Regions from separate parts of the Homo sapiens genome. Here region 2 is linked to region 1. Evidence: read pairs that join two places in POLR2A ChIA-PET (ENCODE). Cell type or tissue: endothelial cell of umbilical vein. All regions are shown on one strand. Each heading gives the region's core, and the rest is flanking DNA. Links, peaks and the distances in the headings are about the cores only.

Region 1 (5,536 bases), core at 666-4,665:
AATGAAGATGATTATTACAGTGTAGCGCTAGTCTATTATTTCATATCCTACTTTCTATATGATCAAGGAATGCTAGGTTCTTAGTGGCAGTCTAAGGCTTTGACAGAAGATTTTTTTAAAGGAAAAATGGAAAATATGAAGCGAACTGTAAAACAGCATGAAATGAAAAGTTGGCAGGAAAGAGAGAATCTGAGGGAGGAACAGAATAAAATAAAAGAATGGAGAAAAAGATGAAGGGAGAGTGAAGGGAAAGAGAGAGAAAGAAAAAAGCAGGTAATTGAAACATGATTATAAAGGGGTCAAATTGTTTCTGGCAATGTTTGAAGGGAGAAACATCTGTCTCCATGTGCCAGAATGTACTTTTCAGATTCTGCCGTCTGTATTAAAATTAAAACATGACTGCATGTCATTGCGATGCCCCATCAGAAATATTCTTTGGAGATAACAGTTTATTGGACTAGAGAATCCCACTAATCCTCTCACAACCAAAAAAGCATCTGGTGAAAAATAGCCTCAAAAGACATTCAGAACAATCTGATATTTCTACATAAGCTCCATGAAAAGGGAGTCTTTCAATTAGTGACAGGAATTACATTTGTGTTACTGCAGATTGTATTCACAGTGTGGAAGTGATTACAATGTAGTATATGTCCCTGAAAGCCAAATGATCTGCTCTTTTTAGTTTCTGGTATCAGAAAAAAATAGCAAAACTGTCCAACAGATAATCCCCAAATCATGACGCGTAATAAATCTGCCTGCTGAAAAATCTTTAAGAAAACTTCCTCTGGAGGGGAAGGAGGAACGTGGGAGGTAAAACCACATGTGCAGAGTCGCTGATATCAAAATCGTAATATTGCTTCCAGCTCAAATTTCATATTTTATCATTGTTAAAATACAGAAATGAGACAATGCCGTGAAGGCATCTTTACCGAACTTGAATTTTTAATGCAGCATCGCCTGTGAACCAGACTGAAAGATAACAGCTGGAAGCTGGTACGTTCTGGGCAATTGTTATTTTTGAAAAATAGTGGAAGCAATAAGACATCAAAATGGTCTTTTAAATTCCGTCTTCAGCATGAAGCTTCTACCCTGAAGAGGGGGAATATAAAACTCCAACTGACTTTGTTGATTAATGGAAATTTATAATCATACTCCATCACCCCTAGGAAGAATGGGCCCGGCTTTGCGGATAGCAAAAGGGAAACTCAGTTAACCAAATGGGGAAGTTTCCTGCTACTTATCTCGCTGGGGAGGTAATGTGGGGGGAAACGGGGTGTTGGTTTATGGATATAAAATATGAGTACCCACCCTTTAAGGATTCAATCTCTGGTACTTCCTGACACAGATTTGGGGTTGGGTAGGGAAAATGGAACAGGACGCTGTACCTTATTTGACCTCTCTGTTTTGTTTTGTTTTTTGAGATGGTGTCTCGCTCTGTCACCCAGGCTGGAGTACATTGGCATAATCTCGGCTCACTGCCACCTCTGCCTCCCGGGTTCAAGCGATTCTCCTGCCTCAGCCTCCTGAGTAGCTGGGATTACAGGCACGCGCCACCATGCCCGGCTAATTTTTGTATTTTTAATAGAGACAGGGTTTCACCATGTTGGTCAGCCTGGTCTCGAACTCCTAACTTCAGATGATCTGCCCGCTTTGGCCTCCCAAAGTGCTGGGATTACTGGTGTAAGCCACTATGCCTGGCATCTGGATCTTCTCATGAATCAAATCTTTACCATGAAGCCTCATAGTTAATTCTTATGCTTCCTCTTAAAACAGTTCTTGGGGCTGGGCACAGTGGCTCACGCCTGTAATCCCAACACTTTGGGAGGCCAAGGTGCATGGATCACCTGAGGTCAGGAGCTCGAAACCAGCCTGGCCAACATGGCAAAACCCCGTCTCTACTAAAAATACAAAAATTAGGAGGGGCACATTGGCTCACGCCAGTAATCCTAGCACTTTGGGAGGCCATGGCGGACAGATTGTCCAAGCTCAGGAGTTCAAAACCAGCCTGGGCAACATGGTGAAACCCCATCTCTACTAAAAATACAAAAAAATTAGGTGTGGCAGCGTGCACCTGTAGTCCCAGCTACTCGGGAGGCTGAGGCAGGATTGCTTGAACCCGGGAGGTGGAGATTGCAGTGAGCCGAGATTGCTCCACTGCACTCCAGCCTGGGCGACACAGCGAGACACCATCTCCAAAAACAAAAAAAAACAAAAAAACACGAAAATTAGCCAGGCATGGTGGCACGTGCCTGTAGTCTCAGCTACTTGGGAGGCTGAGGCAGGAGAATTGCTTGAACCCAGGAGGCAGAGGTTGCAGTGAGCTGAGATGGCACCAGTGCACTCCATCCTGAGTGACAAAGCGAGACTCTGTCTCAAAAAAAAAAAAAAAGAAAAACAGTCCTTGGGCTGGGTGTAGTAGCTCACACCTGTAACCCCCACACTTGGGAGGTTGAGGCGAGAGGATCACTTGATACCAGGAGTTCAGGACTAGCCTGGGCAGTATACAAGTGAGACCCTGTCTGTACAAAAATATATTTAAAAAAATTAACTGGGCATGGTGGTATGCACTTGTATTACTGCAGCTACTTGGGAGGCTGAGGCGGGAGGATCACTTGAGCCCAGGAGTTCTAGGCTGCAATGAGCTATGGAGTGCCACTGCACTCCAGCCTGGGCAACAGAATGAGACTGTCTTGCAATATATATATATATATATTTTTTCTAAACGTATTTAGAGTAAGTCTACAATTGTATCCATGTGAATTTGCAAGTCTCACACTTCAAAGAAAAGAATAAAAATATATTTTCTGCCTTACAAACCCTGTCCTCTTCACCACTACTCTTGTCCCTCTCTCAGACACACCTCAAACCTGAAGCGTCCCTTAAAGTCCTCTCCTCTAACTTTCACACCATTCACCATTTTGTTGGGGGTTGCCTGAAGTAGTACCCGCTGTGTCTCTTAAATGTTTTTGCGCACACCTTGGCACCTGCTGAGGCTGAACTAGAGCTGAAGGGACTTGAGTTTGGAATTAGAACCTCCTCGCTGAAAAGGTCAACAAACATTAAAAGTGGCTGTGGTGTACCCTTCTCTAGAGATTTTGGGAAAAAAGACCATTTTTTTTTTCTGGGGAATAGCATGAATTATAATCCAGCCCCAAATATGGGAAATGCTGTTAAGGTCTCTTCTACCATTTTATTTCTACCCTCAATGACTTACCCAGGAGTACATAAAAACAAATCTGAGGCTGCCCAGGGCTCTGTTGCCAAGTCTGAGGACTAAGCACTTTGATTTGTCTAGGAAGTAATGAATTCCCACTGTCTTGAAATTAAGACTAGGCCAGGTGCAGTGGCTTACACCTGTAATCCCAGCACTTTGGAGGCCATATTGGGAGGGTTGCTTGAGCCCAGGAGTTTAAATGTTTTTGCTGCACCAGCTTGGGCAAAACAGGGAAACACCTAACTCTACAAAAATAAAGAAATAAAAAAATCAGCTGGGTGTGGTGGCATGTGCCTGTAGACCCAGCTACTTGGGAGGCTGTGCCAGGAGATTGCTTGAGCCCAGCAGGTTGAGGCTGCAGTGAGCCATGGTCAAGCCACTGTACTCCAGCCTGGGTGACAGAGTGAGACCAAGCCTCAAAAACACAATGAAATTAAGAGGATTCTCATGTGCTGTGAATTGTACTACAACAAACTGTACCTTTTAATAACAGAAGATCTGCAGGCTTGGTGTGTTTTGAAAGAGAAGAAAGGTAGAAGATGAGGTTGGAGACGGGCTTGGGGCTAGATTATGAGGACTATGGAAGGGACTTTGAACTTGAAGCAAGGAAAGCAGTCCAAAAATAAAAGTCCAGGTGGGAAATATTTTGGCTTGGACTAAGGTTCCTGCCAGAAGATGAAGAGAAGAGGCGCATTTGAGATAGTTTTTGAAGTTAGAGCATTCCTGAACTGCTGGTGGATTGGATATTGGACATGGGATATGGGAAGTGAGGGAGAAGAAGGAATCAAGCATGGCTCTAGGATTCTGGATTAGGTAACAGTGTGGATGTGTGTACCAGAGACAAATGGAGAAATAGGTGTGCTGTGAGTGTGTGTGCAAACATGTATGTGTGTTGGGGTTAGATTGACAAATCTAATGACATGTCAAGTATGTGATGGGGTGTGGGAAATGCCACCCCAAAATGTGGTGCCTTGGAAATTGAGAAAACAGCAGAAGCTGGAAGTCCCTCTGATCTTCTCTCACTCCTTTCTCCCTTGAAGTGGGACACATAGGAACTAACATTCTCCTTACCCCTTCTTCCTTAAAGCAGACCATCAAACCTAGGAAGGTGACTCTGATCTCCTCCTTTCCTCTGAATACCCTCATGTGTCAGGTATCCTGTTCTATCCCCAGAGGAAAGGAATGTCACGCAGGAACCCCAGGAAGAAACTGAACAAATAGGCCTTCCTAAGTTCCCCCCTTTAGATCATACTTTTTTTCTCCAGTCATACTTCTGCACCACTGTCCATAAAAATACATGGATCTTCCCATTCCTTTGGTTCTTCATTTCTGAGGGTACTCTTGCCACATAAAACTAATAAAATAAATTTATTATATGCTCTTCTCTTTTTAACCTGTCTTCTGTTATAGGGGTCTCAGCCATTACTCTCATATTGGGTGAGGAAAAGATACACTTTTTCTCCCCTACTTATGTAATTGTATTTTCTGACCTGAATATAAAGGAAGAAATTTAGGCTGCAGGTGAAGATAGGAATAGACTCTGCTTATCTATAATACCTGAAATCTAAGGTATTGATGACATTGTCCAAACGGAGACTAAGGAGAGAGAAGAAAAGGAGTAGCGAGCTGGGTCAGATCTAAAAGAAAATATATGAGCGATGGAAGCAGAATAGAAGACCCCATATGATATTAAGAAGTGGTCAGAGTGGGAGAAAGAAAGTCAGGAGAATGTGGGCTTGCAGGTGAAGGTAAGAGAGTGTTGAGAAGGAGAGGTGATCAGGAATGAGGGTACTGGGAGAGTCCAGAGAAGTAATAAGGAACCCAGTGAGAACTGCTGCAAAGAAGTGCAGTGAGGAGTGCCCTGGGCTTCAGTGGAGTTAGGACAGTGTTAGCGTGAAGGGGCAGAGATGATGCTATCTGGAGGGAAATGTTTAAAAGCGTAACTGCAGGCCTGGACACAGTCAAGGGGAGACGAACACGTGTTGACTGAGTTCGAGGAGATTCCTTTCAGAAGCACAGCTGGAGCTGAGCCTTGAGTGATGTTTAGGATTTCACTTAGCTGAGGGGGAGAAGAGAGATTTTACACATGGGGAATGAACGTGAACAAAAGACTGGACCTACAATTCCAGCATAGTAGGCACAAGCCATACGTAACACCGGGTTCTAGATGTATGCCTAATTCAAATGGAGATGCACCCTCAGCGCAAAATACACACCAAATGTCAAGGACTTAATATGAAAAAAAGATTGTATAATATCTCATTTGTAATTTTATGTGATTACATCATCTTGAAAAGGTAATCTATTGGATATGCTGGGTTA
Region 2 (5,536 bases), core at 603-4,602, 280 kb after region 1:
GCTGTGAGCCTGGGCTGGCTGAACCAAAGGGCAATGGAGGCGGCCAAGAAGCCCCAGCCAACTGCTCCCCTCCCCAACCCCCTTCTCCCTGGAGGTCCCTTCAGCTAGAATTTGCCATTTTCTGTCAGGGTTGTGCATTTCTTCCAGTCACCATGACTTCCTGAGATAGCCAAAAGCATTTGCTGTGAGCAGAGCCCCATGGCTGGCTTTGCACATCAAACATTTCAGACAGCCATATATTTCATAGAATACAAGGGGAAGATAACACTGGACACACAGAACTTTCCAACAGCTTGAGAAAATGTGGTGCCTGGTGACTGACTAAATATACAATCGGACAACAGCCAGGCCATAGCAAAAGATGGAACTCTGATCCACAAGGTGCAGCAACTTTCCCAGAAAACAATACCCTTACCCACAAAAAGCAACCCCGGAAGCTGGCCTGCTCTAAATCAGACCTGCTGGAAGCCAAATTGCTCTCTAGTAACTATCCAGGAAGCTAAATAATAACTTCTGTAACAATTGACTCAAAATGTTCAGGACTGGATTAATAACTGATGGCTTCCCTAATTTTTGTCCCCGATTCCAACTTAGGACCCACCAGAGAAAGCCAAATATGGTCCCCTGACCAAGCACACAGGATGTTCGCTTCTAGTGAGCCGCCTCCAGCTTCCCCGCATTGATAACCTCCAATCAGGGCACACCTGAAGCCTTCGCCTTTTTCCACTATAAAGCTCTCCCACTCGTCTGCCCACCTTTGAGTCTCTGCCAAATTGCAAATGATGGTGTCTGACTCCCTTGCTGTAGCAAGCTCTGCATAATAGCTTGTGCTTATTCTCTTTGGGTAGGTCTTCATTTCTTTTCACACCAGATAGGCATCATCTTTGAAAACATCTTTACTGGGTCTCTTGTCTCCCTCCTGCAGCCACTGATCTAAATCACAGACTTTTTTAGAAAGAGGGAAAATAGTAAAGAAAGAAAGCGATTGAGTTGATGCTCCCAGCCACTGTCTGTACCCTGAATTTTGTTTTTCTGCCATATGTCAGGTGGCCTCTCCTGGACCATCGTCACTGTTTCTCCTGCTTCCCTGCAGCTGCAGACACAGGAGCACTGTGTAGGTCTGGCCTTGAGCACCCACCCACCCAGTACAGAGCCAGCCCCTGCTGTTCTGAATCAGTGCAGTGACCACTTAGAACACAGTGCCCATGCCTCTGTGATCTGAACTGCTCTTTCCAGTTCCATACAATGTTAAGAACCCACTTAAGAATGTTTTAATCATTCAGTAGTTTTTCGTGGTATATAATAAAAAAGTGATTTAAATACAATCTATTTTATTTTAGATTATATCATTAGGGGTTATTTTACAAAGTTACCTTTAAATACTATTGTAAATAAAATTAATAACAAATAAGCAAAATTCTTACTTTTCCTTGTTTGACAATTGACATGGTCAATTTAATTTCCTTTAAATTAATTATGCAAGAAAAGGATATTTCCTCAAGAAAATTTAAAATGATATATATTTCTTGGTTGGGTGCCAAATATTCATTCAGAAGAAGACGGAAATTTAAATCCTTGTTTCTAATTTAAGGAAAAAACTACTTTCATTATTGGATGTGTGAAATTCACCCATTTTGTGTTTATCTAGAAAATCTAGTTTATTGTCCAAATGTTCTTATTTTCCCCAAAAGCATCAGTTAGGAGAGAAGATTTCCAGCTGCCATTAAAATACAATTGTGTGCAATGAATACATTTTGGGTATAGATAGTTTTTATTCTCTATAAATGAAATGCCAAATTGGATAGAACCATCCTTTTTTTTTTTTTTTCAAAAAAAAAAGGCTTTTGGAGTATCAGAGACATCCTCTTATGTTATTTTAAAATAAATAATTATTTGAGCTGTTTGCTTCTTGGAAGCAGATAACAAGGGGGCAGGTGAGATAAAAAAAAAATATATCCAAACTGAGGTGAGACCAAAGATGGCCAATCTAAGAACCAGGCAGATGTCTCTGCCTGTCCTGGGAAGATTCCCTCACCAGGCTCCCTCACTGGCCAGAGGAGCCCACTTGTTGGGCTGCCAACTGGTTCCTATAAATTCTAAGGCAATTAGAATCATGTGGTGACTGTAACGGGAATGACACAGCTGCCCAGGCATTAGAAGGAAACCACACCCAATGGCTCAAGCCAGTGGCGAGAGATAAAAACTGAGAGACATCTCCCCTGACTAGCAGACTGGGCTCCCTGCTTCCCCATTGCTTCCTTTAAACAGGCCATTCACACATTTGCCTGAAAACTTACAGTGGCCCAGACCCTACTCCCTATACACACTGCCAGTTGCCATGTGCCTTGTTTCTCTCTCTCTGCATGATGCTTCATTCCTATCTGGAGTGGCCCAGGGACAAAGGACTGCCCTCCCGACTCTCTGTGCCCTCCCTGCCCAGGATCCGTAAATTACACTTTTTGAATTTGTTTCCTACTGTGGTGTATATTGCCTTTGCACCTTCCATCTGAAGACCAGGGGATGCCCCAGGCCAGGTTTTACCTGGGATGCCCAAGAGAGCACAAGGTTTGGCTCCCAGCGCCAGAGCAATGGGCAGGGGGGCATAAACTGAACACAGGAAAGGCAAGAGCCACAAAGACATATAAACAAGTTTCCCAGGCGAGGAGCCCCTGGTCACAGGTCAGACAACTAGGCATTGGGCCATCTACCAGGTAAAAGCAGCATCCTATGAAAGGCACGCAGTAAATACCATGTCCATCTCCCCTTCATTTCCCCTTAGGGCGGTTTGCTAGCTGTTCTGGGACTGGAACCTCAGTTTAGCTGGGGGCTCTCAGAACAGACAGCTAGATGAATTAAACAATGAAGTCTCTCAGCCTTAGGCACATCTTCCAGGACAAGGGGAAGGCCAGGGGAGAGTAACATCAGTGATCCTACAAGATGTGCTTCCAGGCCAAGGCCAGGTTGCAGTTGCAGCTACTTAGCCATGGTACACGGTGGGCCTGGAGCTTCTGGGTGTGCAAAGATGTGACTCAAGAGTCCATCTGCCAGCAGTGAGCAGGGCAGGCCAGCTCTCCTCTCACTGGTACGGTGGTTCCAGCCCTCACAGGACATTAAAACCACCTGGAAACTGTTTATGAAGGTTCCTATATTCAGGAAAAATCCCTAGAGATTCTGACCGAAGGAATTTGGTGCTGCCTGGGTACCAGTATTTTTAAATTTCCCCAGATGATCCTAACATGCAGTCTGAGTGAAAAACCCAAGTTTGACGGCTACAGGAATTTAGAGCTTCTCTAAAACATACAGGGAATAATACCAGGGCCATACATTGGAAGTCCTTCCATTGGGAATGCAAAGAAAAAAGAAAAAGATGGCCAACATCTACCATTTTAAAGGGATTCCAGCAAGCATATTATTAAATGCAGGGCTGCCTCTGGCATCTGGAAGCAGCTTGGGTGCCCTGGATATAATTCTCTTTTAAAAGTTTTTTTCACAGCTTTTATAGACCACTTAAAACTGGCCTTCATCTTGTGCCAAAATAGCAGGGCTGTGTTTGTTTAGCTTCAAGATTTTCAGGTCCAATTGATTAAAAAAGGTGAGTGAGAAGCCTGCCAACACACAGTGAGGCTGTCACCCAGGCAGCTGCTGCTGCTGGCTTCCAGCATCCAGAAGCTGGAACATCAGCCAGCTCCAATCACCTGACAGAGGATGGATCCTATGAGAAGGAGGACCGGGGCTTAAAACCAGACGTACCCACTGAAGTCAGGGCAGGAGATGAAAATCTTAACAAGTGAAGGAGGTATGAAAACAACAGATTCTAGGGATCAGCAACCAATGAATGAGGGTCCATTTTTTGAAAAACAAATACTTCTACTGGCTGTCTTTTGAGTGCCAGGCATTAAACAAAGTGGAAGAAAAAAATTGGAGGGTGACTCAACAGATGGACCAGATCAATAATGAGGGGTAATTTGAGCAGGACAAGGCTGGAGCTGGAAGTGCATGCAGGATGCCAGCATCAGAGCAGCCAGGCATCAGAGAGCCAGCCTTGACTACTCGCCGGGCCTCAGGGGCTGAGCCTTCGTCCCAGGACAAGGGAGTGGCCAGAGCTTGGCTGGCCCCGTTCCAGATGAGGACTGTGATACCAGTCAGGTCAACGAGCACCGATAGAGGTAGGGCCCAATATAGGACCGTGTCTCACAATGGTGCAGACCCGCAGTCCAACACACAGGAAGGATGCTTGTTGCTAAGTCTTAGACACGGGAACTGGAGGAGGGTTGAGGGCCCCCAGCAGTGGGAAGGCAGGCATGGCATGCAGACGGTGGACGCGGACTCAAGACACCAACTCTCATCACTACAGGTCCGTGGTTTGGAAAGTCCCAGCACCATTCCAGAGAAGGAAACAGGCCCAGGTTTCTGATGGGGATGGGTAGTAGCCACAGAGCACAAGTCAGCCGCACCCACCACACACTTGCTGTAGTGCCACACTCTCGGCCCTAGAGGGCACTGACGCTTTCCCTTCGCTCTGCCCCAGGGCCAGGGCCAAAGCCATCAAGTCCTGGGCAGAGGGCGGGAGCGTTCAGTGAGAGCAGCACAGAGGTTAAAGAGCTGCTCTTTTTTGAGATCTTCGCTCTCACTTCCTTTCCAGGCAGCCAGTTCAGCAAGGTGGGTCTGGGGCTGCCTCCTGGGAGAAGAGGCCTTTCACCCTCGAACCCTGCAGGACCTCAGTTTGTCCCAGGGCAAACCTCCTACATTGGGCAGTTAGGTCAGACCTGCTTCAGGCCTTGGAAGACTGTCTTCTCCTTGGCTTCTCTTACTGCACTGGATCCAGCCAGGACACTGATCAGACCTCCAGGGCCCAGGTTAACAATATGTGGCCCAGCTCTGGGAGAGAAGCCAGCAGGTCTCCCAGGCTTTTGAACTCGGAGCTGAAAACCAAACAAAAAAACGAATCCACCCCATTGACAAGTGGCCCAGCCTAGTTGGCCAGTCAGGAGACTGCACAGGCACTGAGGCCAAAGCTGCCTTGGATTAAGAGGTATGGATGCCACCGCTGCCCTTTTACTACAGGTACACTGGCCGGGAACCTGTAGCACTGAGTGACACCTGATCAGAGAGTCACCCACTGGCTGGGTCTCCCCCAACTCAGATGCATGGCTAACAATCACTAGCTAAGCATGTATTCACTCTGTGGAAAGCCACGTCACGTTCATATATTTATTATCTCATGTATTAATATACTGATGTACCACATTATTCTAATTTACTACCTCACTTAATTCTTACAACAACCTAATGTGATGGGCAATATTATTATTAGCTCCATTTTACAGATGAAGAAACAAGACCTGAAAAGGTTAAACAACTTGCCCAAGATCATCCAGCCAAGTCATGATAAAGCTGCACTTGAACACACACTTCTCAGATTCCAAAGCCCAAGTTTCTCTCTACTAACTGTATGGCCCCTGCACTCAAAAACTGAGAAATCTCTCTGCCCTGGTGAGTTTCTTCCTCTACGTCAGTATGCATAGAGCTCAGGGCT

What was found. Peaks named below come from ENCODE experiments on the same cell type or tissue, not always from the same donor. Only the 100,000 strongest peaks of a DNase experiment are listed, where the experiment ranks them.
Region 2: POLR2A ChIA-PET joins it to region 1 with 9 read pairs; 2 of 35 experiments call an interaction of 5 or more read pairs at or near these places.

Annotation. Positions count from the first base shown.
Region 1 is chr1:232,086,068-232,091,603 of GRCh38, reverse strand. The region is part of intron 2 of LOC105373171 (a long non-coding RNA gene); the gene reads right to left. Among named protein-coding and RNA genes, the nearest start is that of DISC1-IT1, 160 kb to the right of the region's middle. In endothelial cell of umbilical vein, for the core only: no CTCF peak of the experiment used is centred there; no DNase peak of the experiment used is centred there.
Region 2 is chr1:231,805,817-231,811,352 of GRCh38, reverse strand. The region is part of intron 8 of DISC1 (DISC1 scaffold protein); the gene reads right to left. All of the region lies in intron 11 of TSNAX-DISC1 (TSNAX-DISC1 readthrough (NMD candidate)), which reads right to left. LOC105373170 (a long non-coding RNA gene) reads left to right here. Exons shown (of 4, transcript XR_949268.4): 3 at 1-5,536. Among named protein-coding and RNA genes, the nearest start is that of DISC2, 9.9 kb to the left of the region's middle. In endothelial cell of umbilical vein, for the core only: a CTCF peak has its summit at 4,477 (motif pointing right); a DNase peak (open chromatin) is centred at 4,532; H3K27ac peaks cover 235 bases.